Regions from separate parts of the Mus musculus genome. Here region 2 is linked to region 1. The links are chromatin loops, found by intact Hi-C in ENCODE. Cell type or tissue: heart. All regions are shown on one strand. Links, peaks and the distances in the headings refer to the core of each region. The heading gives the core; the rest is flanking DNA. Region 1 holds the start of Nid2 (nidogen 2). Region 2 holds the start of Saysd1 (SAYSVFN motif domain containing 1).

Evidence for each region. Hi-C counts contacts between places; a loop is a spot of excess contacts. Peaks named below come from ENCODE experiments on the same cell type or tissue, not always from the same donor. Only the 100,000 strongest peaks of a DNase experiment are listed, where the experiment ranks them.
Region 2: a loop joins it to region 1, with 3 times the contacts of the local background. A loop is called at or near these places in 1 of 42 quality-filtered maps.

What each region holds. Positions count from the first base shown.
Region 1 is chr14:19,748,548-19,753,921 of GRCm38, reverse strand. It overlaps Nid2 (nidogen 2), which reads right to left and starts at 2,665. Exons shown (of 21, transcript NM_008695.2): 1 at 2,357-2,665; 2 at 1,373-1,681. The coding sequence starts at 2,584. In heart, for the core only: no CTCF peak of the experiment used is centred there; DNase peaks (open chromatin) are centred at 1,491, 2,711 and 3,421; H3K4me3 peaks cover 3,518 bases; H3K27ac peaks cover 3,164 bases.
Region 2 is chr14:20,080,049-20,085,422 of GRCm38, reverse strand. It overlaps Saysd1 (SAYSVFN motif domain containing 1), which reads left to right and starts at 2,251. Exons shown (of 2, transcript NM_026209.1): 1 at 2,251-2,545. The coding sequence starts at 2,336. In heart, for the core only: no CTCF peak of the experiment used is centred there; DNase peaks (open chromatin) are centred at 2,342 and 2,582; H3K4me3 peaks cover 1,976 bases; H3K27ac peaks cover 2,082 bases.

The DNA.
Region 1 (5,374 bases), core at 218-5,217:
ACAGGGACAATGGGCAAGCTTTAAACCTCTTAGGGATGATATCACTTCTGTAGTCAAGAAACACTAGGAGTTAAAGCAAACATGGTTTTGCTCCTATGCCATTATACACCCAGGTGGAATTTCACAAGAGGACTCTGTCTCTACCTACACCAGGAATGAGGCAAGCTACCCTGACCAACCATTGCCCACTTCACATGTTGCTAAGACCAAAGCTAGGAGCAGAGTTTTTGGTGCTTTCTCTAGCTAAACTGCAAAACAGTCTCCTGCAGACAGAAGTATGCAAACTGTTACAAAGGCAATGTGGGGGAAAGCTACAAGGAGCTTGCTAAGAAGTGTGTGGCATCCTTCTCTACTTTCCTGGGATGTCAGCTAAGACAGTGTTGGCTTTAGAGAGGTGCTAGAGAGGTGGCTCCACAGCTAAGAGCACATGTAGTCCTGTCAGTATGCTAGCTCAAATCCCTGTATGCAATCAGTCAAGCCACACTCAGTCAAGCCACTCACAACTGCCTGTAAGTAACAACTCTAACTGCAGGGAATCTAAGCCCTCTTCTAGCCCTACCAACACCAGCAGAGAGAGACACACATATGAATAAAATAAAAACCTTGAAAAGTGTTGTATAGTACTGATTATAATAAAAACACGGGAGCAACCTTAATGATCCCTAGGAAGGGTCATAAGTTCACTGGGGGAGGTCTGATACAGCTGTTTCAATGTTACAGAATCACACTTTCAAGAGTATACAATCCAGCAGAAGAAGCAAGTGAAACAGTATTATGGGCACTGTGAACCCACCATTGCTAATGGCAAGAATATGCTAAAGCAATAGCTGGGAATGTACATACAAAATATGGGTTACTTTTGGTTTGTCCAGACACGGTTTCTCTGTGGATTCTCACTGTCCTGGAACTCACTTTGTAGACCAGGCTGGCCTCGAACTCACAGAGATCTGCTTGCCTCTGCTGGAATTAAATGCATGTGCTGCCACGCCCAACTCATACCAAAAAAATTAATTAATTAATTAATTAATTAACAGTGGTAGGAAAATAAGAGGTTGTTCCTTTTGAAAACTTCCTCAATTTTCCATTTTTTCCCTTCAATGAACCTATCATTAGAAATATTTGTGTACTTATAGGTGGTTCTTGGTATCTGAGCCTTAGTCCCTCATTTCACTAAGCCGACTTAGCCACTTAGGAGAGCCTTAGAATGCCCCCAGAGACAATAAATAGACTTCACTCACAAGCTGCCTAAGCACTGGTTTCATCCAGTTCAACGCCTGATCAAGGGAAGAAACTCCTAGTCAAAGCCTTAGATCCAACACAAAATTCAGGCCGTCCCTTTAATTTATTCAGCTGCAGGGTATCCCTCACTTACCTCTCCTGACGGCGCAGCCCCGCGACTGACCTCCTCGTAGGCGCCCACGTGCTCCCAGGTGGCCAGGAAGGCGTGGGTGGGGGTGAAGCTGGACCCCGACAGCGGGAAGCCAGTGCGCACGTAGCGGGCAGCCAGGCTCAGCACAGCTCCGGAGGTGTCCTCGCGGTACAGGATCCGGCCCCTGCTGTGACTAGTGTCGATGTCAGCCAGGAAAGGGGCGATGGCTGGGAAGTCAGTAGGAAAATCATCATCTACATATTGAGTCTCCCTGGGGAAGTCCTGGGTGGAGATGATGCCGTTGGTGCCCACCTACAATAAGACCAAGGGGCGGTGAGACAGTTCAGCAGGTAAGGGCACCTTGCCGTCAAACCCGACGACTTGAGTTCTAGGACACAAGGTGGAAGAAAAAGCCAGTTCTCTGATCTTCATACACACGAGGTGGCACGTGAATCCCCAACATTTTTAATATTTTTAAAAGGTCAAAATAGTGGTGGTCGCTCAAGCCCAAGGGCAGCCACCGTGCTCCAGTCGTACGCACCTACCGTCCACCTATTGTAGAAAATATTTCTACTCCAATCAAGGTTGAGCCACATCCAGGGTAGCAAGCTCCTATCTCACCCTCCAGTGCACTGCGACCCACAGGTGCGGCTGCTCTCGAACCGGTCCATCTTTCTCCAGTATTGCTCGCCCTTAAGATAGCTCTGCCGGCGTGCACAGTCCCCCCCCCCCCACCGCCCTAAACGCAAACCCCACTCGCAGCCTTAACTTCATCTTCCTGCCTAGAATGTCAAAGTAGAGGGGCACGGTTCCAGCTCGCCCTTGAAACGATCCTTATTCCTCCACAGTAAGGATCAAGAAGTTGCAGCGCCGCTGCTAAGCCTGGTCCCCAGAGGGGACGACAGTTAAACATGGAGGTTGTTCCACTCCCTGGGAAGAAGCTAAGAGTCCCACACCCAACCGCGCACCTCCGGGAGCTGAACTTACGTAGAGGCTGCTGAACTGGGCATCGTAGAAACGCAGGGGTATTGCCAGCTTCACAGCTGCTGAGCTTTCGTCGTCGCCCTCCGGCAGCAGCTGGTCTCCCCACGACTCCCCGTAAGGAAAGAGCTCGTCGGGACGCAGAGCCCCGACTCGCGACAGCAGCAACAGCATCACCAGCAGCGATAGCGGTGATGGCGGTGTTAGCCACCCGGCTGTCGGGTCCCGAAACATGCTCACTCCTCCCTGGCTCTGCCCTCCACTCCGCAAGTCTCTGCGGGCCACACTGCCCGCCAGACTCCAACTTGGACCTCTGGTCCGCAATACGGGCCCGCCCAGCGCGCTGATTGGCTACAGCTCTCGGCCACTGACCAATCAGCGACTCTGAGAAAGTTCGCCAGCGGCCACTACATGTGGTTCTCATTAGGTTTTCTAAGACTGCTGTAGTTTGCTGGAGTGGCCGGGCTGGAAGGTGAGGCCGTTGGCCCGGTCTGGTCTAGGCTGTCCCAACTACTCCTGGGCTACCCCCAACTCTCCAGTGTAGGCTACGACGCTGCAGGAGGTGACCTCAAGGGCTGGCAGGACCCTCGGCGCGCGTGCAGCTCTGGGCAGGAGCGACTGTGCGCACTGGGTTGGCAGAGCGAGGGAGGGTAATGAACACACTGGAGTTCGCGCCCTGCCCTAGGGTCCGGGGTACCCCTCTCGCTAGAGGCCTGGCCCTCGGATAAAGAATCAAAGGAGCTTTGTCTCCATCCGGGGGCTGCTCCGCCCCACCCAAATTTCCTGCTGAGAAGCATGCCTTTGTGAAAGGCTGACTCCTAAATTCTATCCCCAAGCGCTGGCTAACCTTTGTAAGGACACTGCCACCCTCTGAAATGTCCTCCCCAGCTGTTTGCCTTCCCTGGGGGAAACCACCCTTCAGCAGACGGTGAATCCTACTTTGTGTGACCCCCTTGAGTTGGAGCCTGGAGTGAGGCGGCCAGGCGCCGGGGCGGAACCACTGAGTGTTTCTCCCAAAGCCTGGGAGTTTAGGAACTGCCCTAGCGGGAGGCCACAGAGTCGGTAACCCGAGCTGCCCTGCAGGATGGGAAACCTTACAACCTGGAAAGCAGCTGTGCCGGTGTTGGGGAACCCCCTCCATCATAAACATCCCCTCTGGGAGCCGGATGAGATTTTATTACTATTTTATTATCAGGAGGGTGAAATTTCCCACGTACAGTCCGTTTTCTCTCGGCTTGGCCCATCCCCCACAGGCTCCTTAGAAGCAAAGGTAGTTTAAAAAAAAACTTAAAGATATAGGACTCTCAAACAGAGCTTTCTCTTTGTGTTTATCCAGCTATGTAATTCTTAAAGACCCATGGGGCCAAATACTAAAACTTCTTGAAGACACCAGACTGAAAGACTCTGAATCAACACAACAAAAAAGGCCCACAGCAGTTTGCTCCCTCTAGCTGGAGAGGGGTATGTTTGCTCTTACACAAAACAAACTCAAGTTTGCACATTTTTTTTTTCTCATTTTTCCTCTTGGGACCAAATATTTACATTTTGCTGAGGACAAAATGGTGTCTCAAAGATGTGAGATTATTTGACTTGTTCAAGGTCACCTCTTCCATCCTTCATGGATTCTTCCTCAGGCTCGGCACATCTCCTCCATTCAGCATAACAATAGCAGCTAACTTTGACTGGAGGTCTGTCCTACAAATTAGTGGCAAACCAAATTCCAAGACGGAATCCCCACAGCCTGATTTCCTAGTGTTTCCTCCCTTGTAAAATCACCCAGCCTCCCAGGAAGGTGGGCTAGCCTGTGTATTCTCACCAACAGAATGGGGGCCATAGTGATGAGAATTCACTTCAGTGGCTTTTCTGTCGTGCCAGCCAACACCATCTCTCCACTGGTTCTGAGGAAGCCATCTACTGCATTTGGAGAGCAATGCAGAGTAAAGAACTCCAGACAGCCTCTGGTCACCAGCCAGTAAGGAACCAGATTCTGCTAAGAGTCATGTAGGTGAGCTAGTGGAGTCTTGAGATAGCACCACAGCCCTGGCTGACTTTGGTTGCAGCCATATGATAGACCCTTGAAGCGAAGGCCTCACTCAGTTAAGCCACAACAGATTCTTGATTAAGAATTAATTACCCCGAGAATTACTAAATATCTGTTGTCTTAAGACATTTGATTTGAGAGGAGTTGCTGGATGTAATAGACAAGCAAATCAGCAGGACACTGTGCTAAGGAGACTAAGCTTGGGCAGTGGTTTGTTTGTTTGTTTGTTTGTTGTTTTAAGTGATTATTGCCACATGACTGGTGTGCATCAGAGCTTTTCTTTAAACCCAGTTTTGTCTAATCTCTAAACTTCTACCCTCAACCGAAGATTTTACTGATTCAATGGCATTTTCACTTTGCAAAGTAACTTAGGTTACTTCTCTTGATTCATCTCTGGCTGTGCCATCGGCTCTCAAATGGCACCTCCTATATTTCATGACGCAGAATAGCTCACACACTAGTCCCCTTCCCTATGGTGGATAAGTGTCCCCACCAATCCATAAATGACCCTTTGCATCCCTCAAGACATGAAGCAATAGTCTTCAGAAAGCTTTCCTGGAAAACAGCCAGATCTAGAAGCCTCTTCTTGCTCCACCACGCTTACCGTGGTGGTCTCTCTTTCCACATCTCTCCCCTGGTCTGATTAGCCACCATCAGTATGTTTTGGGAGAAGAAATTTTGTCTTATTCTGAGCCTGTCACGGTGCCTAGAGTATTCAAGGAGTATTTGTTGAGTGGGTGAAGCCAAGCAAGCCACCCTGGGACTAGGGCCCAGCTCTGTTGGCCTAGAACAACATTCTTCTCTGCCACCTTTTCTACTAATCAGACCTAATTTGTAATCCTCTTTACCAAGCTGCTTAGCAACCCACCCACTACTGTTCTCCGGTTTTCATCAGTCTCTCATTCATTCATGCAATATTCCCGAAAGCTTACCCTAGCTGTCATGACCTGATCCTCGACCTTACAGGCTCACCATCACAATTT
Region 2 (5,374 bases), core at 161-5,160, 330 kb before region 1:
TTAATTCTGTGTCTGTGTATATGCATGGGTACCTGAGGAGGCAAGAGGAGGGCACTGGATTTCCGGGAGCTGGGATTCCAGGTGGCTGTGAGCAGCCTGGTGTGGGTGCTGAGATTCAGGCTCCAGACCTCAACAAAAGCAGCACATTTGCTCTTAACCCCTGAGCCACCTCTTGAGCTCTCTATCCTGCAGTTTCATCTGAAGAGGAAATGAAGTTGGCTTGGCGGGATTTGTTCTTCATGATCCTTTCATCTTTTCTGGTATCTCATCTTTCAACCTCTTCCAAAAAGGACTTAAGTTTACAAAGTACCAAAACAAATTTATAAGAAGAAAGCACAGCAAATAGAAAATGGGTCAGCAAATCAAGACAGAAGATGTCAGCACTTGCCTGGAAAGTCCCGGTTTGCCTCAGCTGATCCTTTTCCCACCCTTCCCTACCCATTCTGTGATCCTTCACGGGCAACCTTGGCTCATCCTGTTATTCCAGCTCCAGGTGCTGGCAAGATGGCCTCTGAATCATCCCTATTGGTTCACTTAGTTCTGCCAGGCCTCCTCTCTTACCCTTCTGAAGGCACCGCATTTACCAGGGACACTGATCACCACAGGCCACAGATGGCCATGCATTATTTCTATGCGCCTTCCCTGTGTGCTCTAAGGTTTTAGTGTTGTCGGGTGACAAATGCAATGAACAAAAAGGATTTGCAGTCTCTAAGGGGAAACAGGCCTATGACTGATGAGAAAGAGATTTTCATAGCTTCTCAACATGACACTGCCATAGAAACTCCACTTTGGGAGTAGGAGAAATGGCTCAGCAGTTAAGAATGCTTCCCCAGCTACTGCCTGGAACTCCAGCTCCAGGGGACTCAACACCCTCTTCTGGTTTCCACAAGCAACTGCACTGACATACAGACCACACACACACACACACACACATTACACAAAAGAACAAACCAAAAAAAAAAAAAAAACCCAAAACCCAAAACAAAAAACCCAAAACAACAAAAAAATCTTTCCAATTAGAATGTAGAAAGCAAAGGTCTTTATTTCATTTGTGATCCCTGCCTCCTGCTCTCAATCCTTAATGTTTGGTGCCGAACTCAACACATAGCCCTAGACAAACATTTGTTAAATGAATATTTTCTAGCTTTTTGACTCGAACTCAGTAGTATCCAACAAGTATTTGAGACTCAATTCTGCAAGTGCTACTTAGCTAAATCCTTGGTACTTAGCTTGGAGCTTTAAAAATCTGTAAAACTGTAAGATCTAAAATTTTAATTTTTGGGTAAATACTAATTGCAAGAAAGGATAAGAACACCCAGAGTTCTAGAAATGTTCTTTACTGGATGGTAGTTACACACTATAGTTACGATTTATAGATTTTATATATTTTTAGTATGTTTTGGTCATATGCATTCTCCTCCTCTAACTCCTCCAACATTGACCCCTCTCGCACCTTGTCCTCTTTTTCACTTTTTAAGAAGTCCACAAATTCCCATTCATGGGTATGGAGCAATCCACCAGGATCTACCAGGGCTTACATGAAACTGACTCTCTACCCCGCCCGAAATCATCACCCATAAGTAGCTCCCCAGTTAGGAGTGGGGGCTTGCGAAGGTTGGGTCGTTTGGTTTTGTGCAGGCAAACACGCTGCTGGGAGTTCAAGAGTGGCCCTGTGATGGCCATAAGACAGTTTCAGTCTGGCTTCCTCCTATCCTTAGCTTTTAAAGTCTTTTGACAACCCCCCCCCCCAGGTTTGTGTATTTAAGTTTTTCCTCAGTAAGTTCGTTTGTTTTACATTTCTTGTCTAGTCAATGCATCTTTCTAGTGTAGCAAGCAAACTAAATGCTAAGAAAATGGAGGTGTGAACACCTTCAGCGAGACTGATAGACTGCAGTAAGAGTTAGAAGGTAGGACGCATCCTGCCTTTCTGACACGGGAAACTTCCCAGAGATCACAGGTCTCCTCCCGCGTCCCGAGACGCTTTTTCTGCGGTGCTGACCACTGGCTTCCCCGCATGCGTTCTTCCCTGAACCTGAGGTGAGGAGCAAACACGTCAGAACTGAGTTCTGCGGCCCGGGCAAGAGCCGGAACATCTGACGGTTCTCATACTTTAAACGCAACCTTTTAGCCGGAGGAGATGGGACACTCAGTTCACTCTCCTCTCGAGAACCGAGGACCGCTCCAGGTACAGGAGGGTCACCAGACGTCACAAAGCCTTGGAAAATTCCGACCCGGGCTCATGCAACGCGCAGGCGCAACAGAGGGCCACGTGCGCAGGCGCACGGCGGCCGAGGACAGGCCTGGACACACACCGGCGAGCGGGCGGCTGCGCACCATGGAACAGCGGTTAGCCGAGTTCCGGGAGGCCCGCAAACGGGCCAGTCTGGTAGCCCAGCCTTCCACGTCCAGTCAGAGCGTACAGACCTCGGGAGCGAAGGCGGAGCCAGCGGCGGCGACCCCAAAGACAGCCACGGGCTGGCTGACACGCTTCCTGAAACGGAAAGCCAACCCCGCCATCGCTCAGGCTCAGCCCAACCAGCCTCAGGTGAGGAGAGAGGCCTGCACCTTGAAGCTCCGCCTCCGCGCGGGGGCCACGCCCCTGCCTGCCCAAGCCACACCCAGGATATCTGGCTCTTCCTTGTCCTGTGCGCTCTCTCCTCGCCTGCCTCGTGGCTGGACACCGCATTTCCGCTCTGTGTATCAGCACATGATACGTGGCCTTGACGTTTTCCATCCCAGACAATCCTATGCAGCAACTAGTTGAAAACAAAGCGAAGCTCTAGGGAGCTTGAAGAAACATCTCTGCTCTCCAGTTGTTCACTGCGAGTTAATGACAGAGATTCGTGGCTTTGAGAAACTGATAAGTTATTTCTCCACTGGTGAAGTAAGCCAATTCAAGCCAGATTAGTATATATATAGGTTTATCGGGAAGCTGCTTTTGTGCCGATGAGTTCACTGGCCCTAGGAAGGAGGCCAGGGAAGTCGCCATGAGAAGGGAGACAGAGGGGAGGGAGAAGAGAAAGAGAGAAGGAAAAGGAAGAAGAGGAAGAGAGAAAACCAACCAAACAAAAAAAAGTCTGGGTTATATAGTAAAGAGCCTGTGGGCTGGAAAGTTCAGGGTTGGGGGTAGGGTATGCTAGGTAGGGACTGAGAGATGCTTGGAGAACCTGGAGGCCAGGTCTGCTTGGTGTGTAAAATATACACCTCAGCACCTTGTCCTGGGGTCTGAAACCACTGAGCTGCATCCACTGCTAGTGAGGGGGTAAAGGCCTTACTGGTTATGGCTCAGAGGTGGCAGTAATTAAGGCTGCACTTTATTCACACCTTGGGTAGAGGAAGCCAGTGTCTCGGGTAGCTTGTACTTTAGAAATGGGATTTGGACCAGGAAACAAAAAGAGGTTTGAGACTATGGCCATACTGTTCTGAATGCAGCTTGATTTCTGAAGCTAAGCAAGGTCTGGCCTGTGCAAAACGGGGTTTGACTATGGAAGTGTGGCCACTGTAACTGCCTAGAGTGATGTGCATGGGCTTATAGGCCCCTCTTGGACTAGAGAAGGGTATTCAAGTTCAACTGTGAGTGATCTAGGTAGAAATAATTTGGACAAGTATGATAGCCCATTCGAATCTCATTGTGGCTTCATATAGTTCCACACAGGAGTATCCTGGCAAAGGTACTTGCCTGTGAGGTTGGAATCCCTGGGTGGAAATATGAAACACTCCAAGGAGGAAATTTGTGTCCTGGTTTGGTTTTTGTTATTTTGATAAACACCATAACCAAAGCCATGTGGGGAGGAAGGGGCTTATTTTAGCTTACAGGCCATGGACTTGCCTACTGGCACTCTCATTTCTCAATTGAGATTCCCTCTTCCCAGAAGACTCTAGTTTGGGTCAAATTGACAAGAAATGAACCAGCACACTACGCTTTTCAGCAGTCACAGGGCCTTAGTTTCTTGTAACCATAACAAGAGCCAAATACATACATAGGGCTGGGTCTGTAAGAAGTCAAATGAGGAAAACAGAGAATAGACCCAGTCTGACCTCTACACAAAGCAGACTTTTATTGCTCTGAGAGGCTGGCACACCCAAACCCTGCTGATCAGTACCTGAGGGTACAGGAGAACGTGCCATGTAGGATCAGGGACTGGGAGAGCATGGCTTTGCCAGACCCAGAAACTGCTTTTCTGGGTAAACTGCTTTTTGAAATAAGTGTGGGGGATGAATCTGTTTGTTTAACCTCTGGGCAGCAGGTGAAAGATAAGTCAGTTTGCCTTTTTTGGTTTACCTCCAGAGTTCCAGTACATGTTAATGGGGGTGGACTGCTTTCTGGAGAATATGGGTGGCAGGCATTTTGGAGTCTTTGCCCTGTTTTATGGCCTTGTCTAGGGGTGGGGATTTCCTTAGTAAGGAAGGACTGTAATCCTAGCTCCTTAGGAGGCTATGGCAGGGGATTGTGAATTCAAGGCTCGACTTTGACCCTGTTTCAAAATTTAAAAGAAAGTTTTAAGAGCTGGAGTCGTAGATCAGGGCCAGAGTTGTTCTTTTGCATGTATGATGTACTGGGTTTGATCTCCAGCACCGCCAAAAAGGTAATGGGAACATGAACAAACAAGTGCAGGGGTATAAATCAGTGGCAAAGGACTTGACTAACATGTTCACTTCCCTAGGTTCCATCCTCAGGACTGCCTCCCAATAAGATGGCTGAGTAGTGGTGCATGCCTGTAATCATAGCACTTAGGAGTCTGAGGGAGGCAGGTTGTGAACTTGAAGCTGGACTGCTACATAAGGAAGAAACCATGTTGAAAACAAAGACCCCACTCTACCCCCAAATCACGTTATACCAGAATGGCTAATCTTGCTCACATTAAAATCATTTAAGTTGATCTATTACATGAGGGGGTCCCTGCTCCCTGCAGGTTTCAAGGAACCACAAAGAGGTGAGAATGAAAACTTGATTCAGATTGATTTCATTGACCTGGAGCAGACTTCAGAGAGTCTGATGCCAGGCCATATAGTATGGGCATGCATATTTAAACACAATAGAATTTGAAAAAGGATTTCTAAGAGGTAAGTCTAGATGTACAATAAAGCTTCAGGTGCCACTACATAGAAGTTCCTTTGCAAAGTACATGTGACCTTGAAGATGGGCTCTCTAGCTTAATGGCCTAACATCTGGTGTGGCCTCTGATCAAGTAGCATAGAGGTCAGCAGACTATAAAGTACATGTGATATCTCCTCTAAGAATGGGAGCTAAAGATAAAGGTCTAGGGAGGGAGAGTCTGGAAGAATCATTCTGGGGTTTGGGTGAGGTCTGTCTCTATAGATAGCAGAAGATCACCAGGTCATTAACAAATTCCAGTCTCAAATTTCCTCCACT